Regions from separate parts of the Homo sapiens genome. Here region 2 is linked to region 1. A link is a loop called in an ENCODE intact Hi-C map of the cell type or tissue named here. Cell type or tissue: B cell. All regions are shown on one strand. Region 1 overlaps LOC124902436 (talanin). Region 2 has its middle 62 kb from the start of ADO.

What was found. Peaks named below come from ENCODE experiments on the same cell type or tissue, not always from the same donor. Only the 100,000 strongest peaks of a DNase experiment are listed, where the experiment ranks them.
Region 2: a loop joins it to region 1, with 6 times the contacts of the local background. A loop is called at or near these places in 3 of 110 quality-filtered maps.

What each region holds. Positions count from the first base shown.
Region 1 is chr10:62,651,947-62,654,446 of GRCh38, forward strand. The region is part of intron 1 of LOC124902436 (talanin); the gene reads left to right. All of the region lies in intron 1 of LOC105378327 (a long non-coding RNA gene), which reads right to left. Among named protein-coding and RNA genes, the nearest start is that of ADO, 150 kb to the right of the region's middle. RefSeq lists enhancers at 665-714, 1,265-1,514 and a silencer at 915-964. In B cell, no CTCF peak of the experiment used is centred here; a DNase peak (open chromatin) is centred at 1,495.
Region 2 is chr10:62,741,733-62,744,232 of GRCh38, forward strand. No RefSeq gene overlaps it. Among named protein-coding and RNA genes, the nearest start is that of ADO, 62 kb to the right of the region's middle. In B cell, no CTCF peak of the experiment used is centred here; a DNase peak (open chromatin) is centred at 1,169.

The sequences.
Region 1 (2,500 bases):
ATATCAGCAGCTCCTCTCCCCCGCCCCCACCACAACCTTCACACACATTGCAGCAAGGCATCCAGTCCTGGATCGCAACTCATGCTCCTTAACATTCCTACCTCAGTCAAAATGTCCCATCATAGAGCCATTGTTCTACAGGGACCCCAGGTGGAAGTGGGCCAGTCTTCAAAGGAGAGATCACCAACAACATGTGCATAATATATTTGACATATGGGACCTCTGAAGTTATGTGGGTATTCATTCAGCCTATGTTTAAAGCTGTAGCCCAAAGCATTATAGACACTGAGTCAATGGTGATAACAAATCCAATAGGTTTTCACTAGCTCGATCACAACAAAACCTCAATAACTGGCTGGCAACTGCAAAGGTTAATGTGGCTACAGTTTAGTCATCCCATTGTAATCTCTGTGAACGGCACAGGCTGAAATTGTGCTGAATGCAGTTTGCTCACCAAAACTGGGAGGCCCTGCCTGAGAAAGCCATGGAGTTTGACAGCTGAACTTGGGCAAAAGAATAAATATTTTTAGATAAAACATATCACAAAGGAATAATGGTATTTGTTTCATGTTTTAAGCATGCCAATTGCAAAGATACATGCATGTGGCTTTGTAGATGTCTTTCTGAGTTGCATTTGTATCTTTGTCAATACAATATCATCTTACCTTGATACACCACTACATGTCTTGGCTATATGACATCAGTGTCTTGCACAATGGTATTGTGGAAAGGTCAATACTGTGCCAACCCACCTACAGCCTCTTCTGAGGGTACCCATCCTGCCCACACTTTCTGCTGAAGGGACAGGCCCAGGAAGCCATACTCAGTACCCAGTGCCCCACTTCCTCTATCCATAGATGATTGGCCCTGGCAGGGCACCTGAGCCAATGGCAGACAACCCATATGCTGAAGAGAGAGGTGCAGACTACTTTGAAAGATGGACTGGACCAATCAGATTCTCTCCTAGGGCCCTGAACTTGAAACAAACAAATAACCATCAGTTAGTACAGGGAGCAGAAGAAGACATGGCATTTGTTGCTTAAACATAGAAATCAAACATCCATGAACTCCTACTGTGGAAGACCTGGGAGCTTCCTTGAATCTAGAAGCATCTTCGAGTTCTGGATTCCTTAAGGCCAGGGTCTGATATGGCTCCTGCTCTTGGATTTACCATTTAAAAATAATGTAATGTAATGCAATATGTGAAATCCCTTTGTCTTGAGTTGGCTTGAATAGATTTCTGTTTCTTGCAACAAAAAATAAAAGCCAGATTAAAATCAGTGGGATATTAACACCTGGTCCCAACTGATCTCCTGGGCCATAAGGCCATCTGGAGAAATCACAAGAAGCAAGACAAACTGGCAATGTCTTAGCCATTACTGGGAAGGCAATAGAAACCAAAAAAAGAAAAAAGGGAACTGAAAACCTTTAAAGACGATTTGGAAAGTTTGTGTGCATGCACCTCCCTGTTGAGTGTGCAGTGACTTGTAGAGCCAGCACCGTGAACAGAGAAGATGGCCTGAGTTGTCGCTCATGAACGAAACCTAGCATTTGAATGCTCACACTTAAAATAGGCTATGAATGACTGCCGGTTATGAGACATGCTAGATGCACAGGAATCACAAGTGATCGAAGCCAATTCACAAGAAAAATCAGGATGATATTATTTGAAGCAGCCTCAAAAGCAGGTGCTAGGTTTAGGGTGTGTCTACATGGCCCTGGTTTTTATTTCCACTCAGCTTTGGAAACTAAATGACACTGCTGTCTATTTAAAACTGTGTCTTATATATGTTCATACAGAGTGTGTCTAAATAAAACATAATTTACAAACATCTCCACAATGGTAGCATTTCATGGCCAAAGATATTGCATGGCTTGGAGTTAAATACAATTTGGCCTCCATCTGTTCCAGTTGATTTAGAAATTGAATTATCATCACATTTGATCCCAGAAGACATCTTACAAGTTTAAAAACTCAAATTTGTAAATAGGAGGTTTCATGACTTAAATGGAATTTCCTGTGCCTCTGTTATGTAAATTACATCTTCTTGCTATAGGGAAGCAGTATGCTGAAGTGGGTAAGATATGGATGTTGGAGATAGTTGGGCTTGAGTTCAAATCCAGGCTCTGTGATTTATTAGTCATGTGGCCTTGAGAAAGTTACCCCTGCAGTTTCTTTATTTTTAAAGCTAGGATGATGATGATAATAGCACATACATTTCAGGATGTTGTAAAGATTAAATGGGTTAATAAACATACATGCTTAGAACAGTGCCTGGCTCATAGAAATACTCTACAAACGCTTGCCACTGTTATTGGTAATTCTTTCACTGAACGCACAGTCATTAAGCCAGTTCTTACTGAGTCCGTATGAGTACTGTGCTGGGTGTGCCCTTTTGTAATCCTGTTGAAAAAGCACAGCTCACAAGGAGAATAGGAATTCTCATTCTAAATTTATGGTTGCAGAAATGAAGCTTAGAAAGGAAGTTAACTAACTCTT
Region 2 (2,500 bases), 90 kb after region 1:
CAGCTGTTTGACATTCAGACAATCACTTAATTTCTTTAAGTCTCATTTTTATTTCCCATACTGAAATGCTCATAAACAATTTTTTTAAAAGAGTGAGGAGTCCTTTTATGTACTTAAGGATTCACACAGGGCCTACCCTGAGAAAAATCAGAATCTTGCTCTAGCATCATCCATTGCCCTCCCTCTTCTGCCTCCATATTGCTAACAAACACTGGCCCCCAGACATGATCCAAACCATGACCCAAACCATCTAATGCTTATGCATTCTGTGTCTCAGCCCTCAGAATCTTCTATATCAGCGATCAGAAAGCTTTTACTGTAAAGGGCCCAATAGTAAATATTTTAGGCTTTGCAGACCATATAATTTATAAATTGTAAACTATTTTAGGGTTTGTGAGTTTCTGTTGCAACCACTCGACTCGTCCATTGCAGTGTGATGAAAGCCGCCATCGAAAAAATGTAAACGAATGAGTGTGGCTGTGTTCCAATACAATTGCATTTATAAACCCTGAATTATGATTTTACATAATTTTCTTGTGTTATGAAATATTATTTTTCTTTTGACTTCCAAAAAGCCTACAGAAATGCAAAAACCATTCTTAGCTCACGGGCAATAGAAAAACAGGCAGCAGGTTGGGTTTGGGCCTGGGCTGTGGGCTGTGGTCTGTTTACCCCTCTTCTTTAGGACTGGGTTGCTAATGTCTGATAAACTCTCCAACTTGGAAGGGTGGTCCATCTCCTACAATTGGTGACCTAGAACAGAGTTACAAAAAGAGCAGATCTGAGTTCTTATCCAGCCCTGGCCTCTGTCGTTAACTTACTATGCGAATCCAGGGAAATTATGTCACTACTTCCTGCCTCATCCTTCATCTGTTTAAAAAAAGACTGGGAGTGAGGGGGCATTATATTTAGCAAGCTGCTAAATAAAGTGATTGGGAAATACAAATGAGGAAAAGAGAGACATACTTAGCAGTGACGGTCCAAATGTTGAGTAACATTAAAAATCATACAGCAAGAGAAATAGAGGAATCAAATTGATTTTCTGAGAAAATTTCCACCACTGCTTTTTACTTCATGGAAAGCAAAGTAATGGGTGAGGTCATTTTTCCTTCACACACAATTCACTTTCATGAAGTTTGCCAAAAAGGGGAAGTTTCTCTCAATAGTGAAGTCCTGATGCCCGACTGAGCCCCAAGGGAGCATTTTTCCACAAAAGCTGTTTCTGTCCCTCTCTGGCCCCTCTCCTCTCTTCCTGCACCGCTTCCCACTCCATCTCAGACTACTGTCCGCAAATCCCACTTTTTCCAGTTATTGACTTCATCCCTTTCTCCTGTGGGATTATGGTGCTAACAAATACCAGGTATATTGCAGAGCCAGAAACCAACACAAAACTACAGGGCTTACCAATCGTTGTTTTGATGAGATGATATGAAGAAACTTTTAAAACTGAAACAAAACCCTTAAAACTTATGAAAATAAAACTTCCAGGTAAACAGTGACACAGAAAACTCAAGTATAGAAAAAAAGAAGGTGCATGTTTTAATAACATGGCTCTTTTGCTGGTGAGACATGGCAATCAACCTTAAATGACAAGCCTAGGGGGATTAGAAAAAGGGCCCTCCAGGTGACACAAGGGGAAAAGATCAGGTTTTGTTAGAAGTAGAAAGCATCCACCAGAACAGAATAATGATTAGAGATAATTACAGTCAATTACAAAGGTGCCAGAGTACTGGTGTCTACCCAGCAAGTTACAGTACAGTTGAACCTCATTTTTAATCACTTCGAATGTGCCACTTTTATTTCTTGGCTGATGAATCTTTCACAGACAATCTCAAGTGTATTTACAGAGCATTTTGGTTCAACCAAGGTCAAAGAAAGTAAGAGACACATTCTCCTTAGAGCCTCATTCTCTCTCAGATGCTTGAGTAAGTGGCTTAAGAGAAGCAACTTGGGGCCAGGCGCAGTGGCTCATGCCTGTAATCCCAGGACTTTGGGAGGCCGAAGTGGGTGAATCACTTGAGGCCAGGAGTTCGAGACCAGCCTGACCAACATGGTGAAACCTCATCTCTACTAAAAATACAAAAATTAGCCAGGCATGGTGGCATGCACATGTAGTCCCAGCTACCAGGGAGGCTGAGGCATGAGAATAGCTTGAACCCAGAAGGCGGAGGTTGCAGTGAGCTGACATCACTACTGCACTCCAGCTTGGGTGATAGAGTAACACTCTGTACCAAAAAAATAAAATAAAAAGGAAGCAACGTGGAGCACAAGGGGAATGCTAGAATTCAGGGCTTGGTCCTGCCTCTTTTGAGGCAGGTAAACACAAACACATTGACTTCTTTGAACCTCAGTTCTTTCATCTGTAGAATGAAGATAATGTCTTGTCCCACTTGCCACATATTCCATCAACTTCAAACAACTTGAAATATAAAAGGACTTTGCAAATTATAAAATATAGGAGTGCTCTTTATGATTACTATTGTGATTGAAGGAGGAACAG